Linked DNA regions of Homo sapiens: region 2 is linked to region 1. The links are chromatin loops, found by intact Hi-C in ENCODE. Cell type or tissue: heart right ventricle. All regions are shown on one strand. Links, peaks and the distances in the headings refer to the core of each region. The heading gives the core; the rest is flanking DNA.

Region 1 (5,389 bases), core at 209-5,208:
TTAATTCTTCAGAAAATTCAGAATTCGTGTTATTTAGGGAGGGGTAATGCAGTTCTAGGCAGAGGTGACAGCCTGCTTCTGAAATTTCTAAGACATAGCTTTATACTGTCAGTGTTTTTCACGTTGTGAAATTTAGAAGCACCCAATCAACCACTCTGCAACACCCCGATTTCTCTATCCTGGTGTCTTTCACTCTTTTCACAGCTTTGGCTCAAATCTGTCATACCAGATTCCTCTGAACACCTCTCAGGCAGGAAAGCCTTTTCTCATTTCGAGTGCCTGACTTGGGAATTGAATTCTCTCACCCTCTTTTCTCTCTTCATCTAGGCTGAAGGACTGCAAGGGAGCCAGCTGCATGAGAATAGATTAGGCGAGAAATGATGATTCAGCACCCACGGCTTCCTGCCATGTGCTAAATGATCAGTTTAGTCTCAATCAGCAGATAAAGAAAAGGCCCGGGGAAGGGACAAGAAGATTCGCCCTGGCAAAGGGAAGAATGACAAAGATCTTCGCATCAGAAATGTGAGGTTTGCAATAAGATGGTACTGAAGAAAAAAATGTGTCAAATGGTTTTTGTCGTTTGTTCTTGAAGGTAACCAGAGGCAGGAAGCCTTGTTGCTTATAAATCACAATTAACCACAGAGCTACAAGGGGCCTCTGAGATTAGACTCAATCCCCGATTTTACAAATGAGGCACAGGAAGTGCTGGGTAGCACCTGCGATTCCTGGAGCACCTTTAGAGAAGTTCACAAATTACATTCAGTGGCGATCAAACAGGAGCATACGTTTTTCTCTGCCCAGAAGGGCCACCCCATCCTCATCATCTGTACTTAACCCAAAATGCTCAGTCTAAGTCCCACTTTCTCCAGGAAGCCTTCCTGACTCACCCAAGCCTGTGATGACTTCCCCCTGCCTCTGATCCCCTATAGCTGACTGTCCCTTCATTTTCATTATCTGCTACTTTGTATTATCATTTTCCCTTTCTAAGATGTATTTGCCCAATAATTTCAAGTTCAGAAACTTTGGAAAGGGTACATGCACCTGCCCCGGGCAGGCAGAAGAGTGGTGGGAGCAGGTGAAGACACAGCCTTTGGGTTGCAGGAGCAGGCATGCTGCAACATGCTGTGTGCTTCTCTTGCACAGCACCTTCACAAAGCAGCTGTTTAATACAGGCTGTCCATAAAGTCAGGAAACAAATCATATAATACAATTCTTAGTAAAGATTGAAGATGTTCCTAATGCCATCCTGTATATTTGCCTGGGTCCAGACTTTGTGGACCACCTGACTATGTTGGTTATTTGTACAAATGAAGGAAGTTCTGACATAAGTTCCTGAAATCAGAGTGCAAAAGAAAACGTTTGTGTCCCAGAACTTCTGGCTCCTCTTTTCACCATTCTACTATAATCATTTCTTTTTAAAGTTCTAAGTTGAAATGGTACCGTATCACTTTTATGTATAGTCAGGTATATGCAGATATAGTTAGATATATAGAGATATATACAAAACTGCAGTTTTATCTTTCATAAATAATAGTTTAAAATACACACTAAAATAAAGACTACAAAATACTTGGTAATTTTCATCTGGACTCTTCATAGAAAATTAGAAATCAATGGATTTTTCTGGAACTCTTATTGGGAAACAGATATTTCTATATGCAGTCTCCTAAGGAGACTTGTCTTTTTGTACACACATAAACGAGTAATTACTTCTAGTACACAAAAGTTCACACTCATCAACAGAAGACTCTGCCTTAATTCCAACTTTTCCTGCAAACCATTCAGATAATCATTCAGAGTCAACTGAATTTTCATGATATAAGAAAAGGCACATTCATTGCAAAGCATTCATCTTTAAATTTGTAAAACATGTCCTTGTGAGATGATATTTTCAAAAAGGATCTGCCAGCTACTCTGTTAATGTATTGCATATATTAACAGAAGACTAAATACCATAGTTTTCCAATCTAGCAAGACTGCACAATGAATCAGTTTCACTAAACCTAATTCCATTCACCACACCGAATGTGTGCCTTCAGCCCTTGGAGTATTCCAACGCACTCAAATGCTTGACAAGAACAACACGAAAATTGAGTTTCCCGTCAGGGTCAGGATGTTGCATTTTTGCTTCACATACAATGAACAGATTCCTTTCCTTTTTCACTTTCCAATGATTGTGTGTGTCAGGCAGATACAAACAACAGAACTCTGTACTTCCGAAATCTCAGCATCAATGCATACATTAAATGGAACAAAGTGATGCCCACGTGACACTTTTCTGAGGCAAAACACTTCTCCCCAGGAAAAAAAAAAAAAACGTGGTCAGGCATTATATGTTTCCCCAGTTACCCTCGTCTCTTCTTGACCTTCCTTCCTGCTGGTGCTATATCCTTTGTTACCAAGATAACTTGTTTATAAAAGTGCTGTATCAGTTACTGAAAACAAGTGACACATGATTTACCTGGGGTGTATTACAAAAGTAAATGCCAGGATCGAGCAAGAAACTACAGACTCTCCTTTCTGAACATTGACTTCTATCATGAAGAAAATTTGAGCCTATAAAACTGTCACTAGGATACAAGAATTACCCCCAGAGTAAAAGTTTGCTATGAAAACTACAAACATTTTAAATTTCTTTCCTCCTTTTATGCTCTGTAATCTCTCGTGATGATACACTGTTTCTGGAATTTAAAAATGGATTCATGGGCTGGGCACAGTGGCTCATGCCTATAATCCTGGGACTTTGGGAGGCCAAGATCACTTAAGGTCAGGAGTTCGAGACCAGCCCGGCCAACATGGTGAAACCTTGTCTCCACTAAAAATACAAAAATTAACAAGGCTTGGTGGCACACACCTGTAGTCCCAGCTACTCAAGAGGCTGAGGCACGAGAATCGCTTGAACCCAGGAGGTGGAGGTTGCAGTGAGCCGAGATGGCACCACTGCACTCCAGCCTGGGTGACTGAGTGAGGCTCTGTCTCAAAAACAAACAAACAAACAAACAAACAAACAAAAAGGATCCATGTATTACATTATTAAGTGCAATTAACACATCTTGTAAAAACCCACCCCTTTACTCCATTCACACGGCACTATGCAATCCCCATAATAAGCTCTGTTCTCATTCAAATCCTGACCCTGGCTTAGGTGATTCCTCACCAAAATGCTGTCTTTTCATCCTTTGTCTGGCCAATTATTACTTGTACCTCAAGTCTCAAATTAGGCTTTGCTTACCCCAGGAAGCCTCTCTCAATAGTCCAGCGCTTGACGAGGGTAGATGATTTTCCTACAGCCCACTGCGCTTTTCCTTATCATACCATCTATCACCCTTCATCGTAAATGTCTGCTTCCTTCTCAAGCCCCCTCCCCAGGCTGAGGTTTCTTGGGGACAGGTACTCCATCTTTCTTACTACTATACACTCAGCACTTAACAGTGCTGGGCACATAGCAGACACACTCACTACATTTTTCTGGAATAAGTGAACATGATGTACTCAATTTTTAGTACATACAATGAGAGGAGTGGGGAATTATTCCTACACAAATAGCTGAACCTCGATTAAATTCTGCTCCCCGTCATCCAGCATGTTCCAGTTCCCTGTCCTCTCTCCATTCCTTAAAGAGACATGGCTGGCCTGGCGCGGAGGCTCACGCCTGTCATCCCAGCACTTTGGGAGGCCGAGGTGGGTGGATCACCTAAGGTCAGGAGTTCGAGACCAGCCTGGACAATATGATGAAACCCTGCCTTTACTAAAAATAAAAAAATTAGCCGGGCATGGTGGCACGCACCTGTAGTCCCAGCTACTCGGGAGGCTGAGGCAGAAGAATCTCTTGAACATGGAAGGCAGAGGTTGCAGTGAGCCAAGATTGCACCACTGCACTCCAGCCTGGGAGACAGAGAAAGACTCCATCTCAAAAAAAAAAAAAGAAAAAGAGAAAGAAAGAAAAAGGAAAAGAGAGACATGGCTCTTTCTTGCCTAAAATTTCATCCTCCAGGTCTTCATATGGCTGGATGTTTCTTGCCATTCATATCTCAGCTTAAAGGTCAGTGAGGCCTCCCCTGGCCTTTCAGTCTAAATGCGCTACCGAAGCATTGGGTATTGTTTCACCTGTCACACTTCTCTGCATGGCTCATATTACTACCTGATCTTTTATTTCTACATTTATTGTGTCACTCCACCATCATTAGAATGTTAGCTCAATGAGTGTAGAGGCTTCTCTGTCTTATTCACAGCCATGTCCCCAGAGCCTAAAACTTCATTGGCACATAGTAGACGCTGAATGAATGAATGAATGAATGAAGGATTGAAGTATCGAAAAATTTAAACAATTAAAAATCATGACCCAGCACTGTGGGAGGCCGAGGCAGGTGGATCGCTTGAGCTCAGGAGTTTGAGACCATCGTGGGCAACATGGAGGAACCTCATCTCTATTAAAAATAAAAAAAAAAATCCCCCAGGCTTGGTGGCATGCACCCGTAGTCCCAGCTACTCAGAGGCTGAGGTAGGAGATTTGCTTGAGCCCAAGTTCAAGACTGCAGTGAGCTATGACTATGCCACTGCACTCCAGTCTGGGTGACAGAGTAACACCCTGTCTCAAAAAAAAAAAAATTCATGAGGCCAGGTGTGGTGGCTTATGCCTATAATCCCAGCAGTCTGGGAGGCCAAGGCGGGAGGATCACTTGAGGCCAGGAGTTTGAGACCAACCAGGGCAATGAAGCAAGACCCCATTTCTACAAAAATTAAAATAATAAATAAATAAATAAAGTCATGAAAAATTCCAGACATGCTTAAAAATCAGCTAGAAAAACCACTAGGTTTACATGACACCTACTGATAATAACATTATTCACTTTGCATTCTTTTACACCCAAGTCACCCTGGAGTATACTAAGGCTGTTACACTCTGAAAGGAAGGAATAAACTCTAGGTGACATTCAGCAGCTGTCCAGGTGATGGCTGAGGAGCTGACCTGGTAGAAGGGGAGCACTCCTTGGAGAAAGGATCTTCTACCTGTACCTGAGCACATAAAGAAGTGAGGATCTACCCAAAGAAGCAAAAAGGAATCTCAATTCCTGACAAGGATCGATGTCTAGAATGGACAAGTTTCTTAGCAAGAAGAACTATGGAGAAGTTGAGTTCTTACAGGAGCCAAAAGGACTTGAGTTTTACCAGAGTATCTCAAATCAACCAACAGGTTCAGAAATTTGTACTCCTAGGTATTTCCTGGATTTTGTGAGACATAAATGCAATATCTAGATACATATGCCTTCCACTAGGGAGACATTAGAAACCTTTCTCCTCTTGGAACCTGTCCACAGGTTCCAAGACCTGGAGCAGCACCCAGGAGATACAATGGCATGAAACTCCTGCTCTGAGGACAATCTTTGAT
Region 2 (5,389 bases), core at 207-5,206, 54 kb before region 1:
CAAAAAAATACAATTATCAAAAAAGGAAAGTTTCAAACAACTTTCTAAAAAGGGTATTCTTCATTTTTCTTACATTTTACATTCATTCTATGCAAATTTCTACATCCTCTCTATTAATCTCTGACTGTTACTAGCTTTGCTTGCTGGTGAGAGTATTTTTCACTGTAGCGTAAAATAATACTGCATTTCAAATTTTTAATAGTCATGTTTTAATCACTATAATGCAAAACAAATGTAGATTTTTCTATCATGTACCAAGGTAGGACATATTGAAGGTATTTCTGATTGTTTATATTTTGCAATTTTGAACCAAGTATGACTCTGGATACATAGCCATACTTATAAATATTTTTAAGTAACTTAAAATCATTTTTAAAATATATTAAATAAGACAGGTGGAATATGCTTTACTAACTGTAAAGTGCCGCATGGGTAAAATGTCCAGAGCACACCAATGTGGTTGCCAATTTAAATGCCACCGGAAGACTCAGAGCTCCTTATTGTGTAGTATTTATGTTTGTACAACTCATCAATGAATAATCAACTATGTTTGAGTCTGCCATCTCACTTTGAAAGAGATATGGTACCAACTCACTACATAACTATTTCAGTACTAATTCCTCACTGTTTTTAATTTGGGTCAGAGACTTGGGGATGGAAAGGGGAAGCATGTTTAATGCAAAGCTATGGCCCAAATGTAAACACTGAAATCGTCCTGAACACACTTCAACAGCGAATGTATGACAGCCCAGTGTAAAGCCATTTAGAAATAACAAGATGGACATGTACACATATGTAGGTTAAGTTCAACAGTATATAATGCCCAAAACAGTATATAGTGGGTATGAATTACTTGAACCGAGTTTAGTATCTTTATCCTTTTAGTCATAGTACTGTGTGGTTTTCTCCATATTCTCTTTCTTATTTATTTTTGTCCAATTAGAAAATAAAGCAGGGCAGGGTGGCTGCATCTGTTTACTTTCTGAGCATGGGTGTATGTAAACACACACACGTATCTGTCTATTTTTTCCAGAGGCTTCTATGTACACATCATATAAAAGTCATACTGTTAACATAAATCAACCCCAGAAGAGAAATTCCAGCATACCGTTTTCCCTTGCCTATTGTCTGTGTGTGTGTTTGTATGTCAGTCTGTCTTTTTTTATTCTGGCTTTCTCTCTTATTCAGTATTTATAAGGACCTTTAGGGCAGATGTCTAAAAACAACTGCATAGTCATCAGGAGTTAGGCGGAATGAAATGCCTTTGCTCATCTTCTCTACATGAGTGACCAGAAGAAAAAAAAGAAACACAGAGTATCAGACTTTAGAAACTACATGCAGGTTAAAGGGCACTGACCATCCTGGCTTGTGTTCTGCCTAAAGGACAAGGCTCTCATTTGATAAAGATCATTAGTCACCAAGATATATATTTTAGAGAGTTCCCAGTAGCGAATATTCTGTTGGCAGTCACTGGAGTGTACCAGATGGTTCATTAGCATAGGCTAGACAAGTCAAAGACTTTCAGAATCATTTAGAAAATGTCAAACAGAAACAAGAATCCTGTCACTTTTTATTAGAATTAACTACATCATACCCTGGACACAGATTTCACCTTGGGTCAGAAAAATTAATACAGAATTATATGAATTGTGTAATATACTGGGTTAAGATAGGTCTTTCTCCAGGGACTCATTTGCTGGCAATATATTAAGATCCCTCTACTTTAGGAATCCTCAATCCTTTCCTTTTGTAAGATATGAAAAGAGTTGACCTTGCTCAAAATCCACTGGTGTCTAATTGATTTGAGGTATATGCAGAATTTCAACAAGACATTCTTCTAAAGCTCTTTTGTGATCCTTTTCCCAGGAAGTTTGGTGAGTGGGGTTTACTGAATATTCAGCAGCATGTAAAGTATGTTTATGTCAAAAGGAAAATACATCCATTAATTGAACACATTGCTTTAGTAAACAGGAATTGAAATGCTATTGAAATGTTGCTTTTTTTTTTTTTTTTTTTAATGCAGATGTCAAAAACCTTGAAAACTTCCAGCTGGTAGAAGGTGTCCAGGAACAAGTCAATGCCGCCCTGCTGGACTACACAATGTGTAACTACCCGCAGCAGACAGAGAAATTTGGACAGCTACTTCTTCGACTACCCGAAATCCGGGCCATCAGTATGCAGGCTGAAGAATACCTCTACTACAAGCACCTGAACGGGGATGTGCCCTATAATAACCTTCTCATTGAAATGTTGCATGCCAAAAGAGCATAAGTTACAACCCCTAGGAGCTCTGCTTTCAAAACAAAAAGAGATTGGGGGAGTGGGGAGGGGGAAGAAGAACAGGAAGAAAAAAAGTACTCTGAACTGCTCCAAGTAACGCTAATTAAAAACTTGCTTTAAAGATATTGAATTTAAAAAGGCATAATAATCAAATACTTAATAGCAAATAAATGATGTATCAGGGTATTTGTATTGCAAACTGTGAATCAAAGGCTTCACAGCCCCAGAGGATTCCATATAAAAGACATTGTAATGGAGTGGATTGAACTCACAGATGGATACCAACACGGTCAGAAGAAAAACGGACAGAACGGTTCTTGTATATTTAAACTGATCTCCACTATGAAGAAATTTAGGAACTAATCTTATTAATTAGGCTTATACAGCGGGGGATTTGAGCTTACAGGATTCCTCCATGGTAAAGCTGAACTGAAACAATTCTCAAGAATGCATCAGCTGTACCTACAATAGCCCCTCCCTCTTCCTTTGAAGGCCCCAGCACCTCTGCCCTGTGGTCACCGAATCTGTACTAAGGACCTGTGTTCAGCCACACCCAGTGGTAGCTCCACCAAATCATGAACAGCCTAATTTTGAGTGTCTGTGTCTTAGACCTGCAAACAGCTAATAGGAAATTCTATTAATATGTTAGCTTGCCATTTTAAATATGTTCTGAGGGTTGTTTTGTCTCGTGTTCATGATGTTAAGAAAATGCAGGCAGTATCCCTCATCTTATGTAAGTGTTAATTAATATTAAGGGAAATGACTACAAACTTTCAAAGCAAATGCTCCATAGCTAAAGCAACTTAGACCTTATTTCTGCTACTGTTGCTGAAATGTGGCTTTGGCATTGTTGGATTTCATAAAAAATTTCTGGCAGGAAGTCTTGTTAGTATACATCAGTCTTTTTCATCATCCAAGTTTGTAGTTCATTTAAAAATACAACATTAAACACATTTTGCTAGGATGTCAAATAGTCACAGTTCTAAGTAGTTGGAAACAAAATTGACGCATGTTAATCTATGCAAAGAGAAAGGAAAGGATGAGGTGATGTATTGACTCAAGGTTCATTCTTGCTGCAATTGAACATCCTCAAGAGTTGGGATGGAAATGGTGATTTTTACATGTGTCCTGGAAAGATATTAAAGTAATTCAAATCTTCCCCAAAGGGGAAAGGAAGAGAGTGATACTGACCTTTTTAAGTCATAGACCAAAGTCTGCTGTAGAACAAATATGGGAGGACAAAGAATCGCAAATTCTTCAAATGACTATTATCAGTATTATTAACATGCGATGCCACAGGTATGAAAGTCTTGCCTTATTTCACAATTTTAAAAGGTAGCTGTGCAGATGTGGATCAACATTTGTTTAAAATAAAGTATTAATACTTTAAAGTCAAATAAGATATAGTGTTTACATTCTTTAGGTCCTGAGGGGCAGGGGGATCTGTGATATAACAAAATAGCAAAAGCGGTAATTTCCTTAATGTTATTTTTCTGATTGGTAATTATTTTTAACAGTACTTAATTATTCTATGTCGTGAGACACTAAAATCAAAAACGGGAATCTCATTTAGACTTTAATTTTTTTGAGATTATCGGCGGCACAATCACTTTGTAGAAACTGTAAAAAATAAAAGTATCTCCTAGTCCCTTAATTTTTTCATAAATATTTCTGGCTTTTGAGTAGTGTATTTATATTGTATATCATACTTTCAACTGTAGACAATTATGATGCTAATTTATTGTTTCTTGGTTTCACCTTTGTATAAGATATAGCCAAGACTGAAGAAACCAAATATATGTGTTTACTGTAGCATGTCTTCAAATTAGTGGAACTTAGTTCAGGGACATAGAAGAGTCTTAATGAATTAAAATCATTCACTTGATTAAATGTCTGTAAATCTTCATCATTCCTACTGTAGTTTATTTAATATCTATTGTAAATTATGTGACTTGTAGCTTCCTCTGGTTTTCAAGTAAACTCAACAAGGTGGAGTCTTACCTGGTTTTCCTTTCCAAGCATTGTAAATTGTATACCAAAGATATTAGTTATTACTTCTGTGTGTACAAAGAGGATTATTTTATTATGTTTATTAATCACCTCTAATACTCATCCACATGAAGGGTACACATTAGGTAAGCTGGGCGTTGACTCATGCGCAGTCTCAGTCACCCGTGTTATCTTCGTGGCTCAAAGGACAATGCAAAATCGCCGATCAGAGCTCATACCCAAAGCATTACAGAGAACAGCAGCATCATTGCCCTCCCCAGCTGAAAAACAAGTTGGCTAGAAGATACATGGAGAGGAATGGTGTGGTCAACAGTTAATGAAACGGTTCTATCATGCATGTGTAATGTGGATGGAGACAATTATAAGATTTGACTATAACTATTTGGAGGGTCTTTAACATTGCCAAAAAAACAAATATGTTGATTTTTATTTTATTTTATTTTTTATTTTAAGAGGCGGGATCTTGATCTCACATGTTGCCCAGGCTGGCCTTGAACTCCTGGGCTCAAGCATTCCTCCTGCCTCAGCCTCCCCCATAGCTGGGACTAGGGGTGCATGCCAGCATACCTGGCTACGTTGACTCTTAAAATCTATGTTCTCTTATTTTAAAGATACAGTGCTCCCCACTGAAAATTAAACCTAAAAAATGTCACATATTGGTATGTTGTTAACCTGGTAGATTAAATCATGAGAATGATTAGAAAGACGGGCAACACAGCGGGTTACATCCACACTGCTGATCACACCAACGACAGGAGCTGATAAGCAAGAAAGCGTCACAGCCAGCGTCTGTTCACCCAAGGTTGACAAGTGAAGTTTCTCTAATGTTGATTGTTAGCCGATTTGTAACCTGGCATTTACTTAGCAACTGCCTTATCAATTACAGGATTTGCCGGTAAAAGCAGACTCAAATATAAAGGTTTTTGGCTTAACTTGGTTTATTATAGTTGCTCTATGTTTGTAAACAGACAATCTCTAATGTCTGATTATTTGTATCACAGATCTGCAGCTGCCTTGGACTTGAATCCATGCAATGTTTAGAGTGTGAAGTCAGTTACTTGTTGATGTTTTCTTACTGTATCAATGAAATACATATTGT

Evidence for each region. Hi-C counts contacts between places; a loop is a spot of excess contacts. Peaks named below come from ENCODE experiments on the same cell type or tissue, not always from the same donor. Only the 100,000 strongest peaks of a DNase experiment are listed, where the experiment ranks them.
Region 2: a loop joins it to region 1, with 6 times the contacts of the local background. A loop is called at or near these places in 1 of 110 quality-filtered maps.

What each region holds. Positions count from the first base shown.
Region 1 is chr1:200,226,013-200,231,401 of GRCh38, forward strand. No RefSeq gene overlaps it. Among named protein-coding and RNA genes, the nearest start is that of LINC00862, 150 kb to the right of the region's middle. RefSeq lists an enhancer at 736-1,423. In heart right ventricle, for the core only: no CTCF peak of the experiment used is centred there; no DNase peak of the experiment used is centred there; H3K27ac peaks cover 461 bases; H3K27me3 peaks cover 986 bases.
Region 2 is chr1:200,171,940-200,177,328 of GRCh38, forward strand. It overlaps NR5A2 (nuclear receptor subfamily 5 group A member 2), which reads left to right. Exons shown (of 8, transcript NM_205860.3): 8 at 2,024-5,389. The coding sequence ends at 2,271. Among named protein-coding and RNA genes, the nearest start is that of NR5A2, 150 kb to the left of the region's middle. In heart right ventricle, for the core only: no CTCF peak of the experiment used is centred there; no DNase peak of the experiment used is centred there.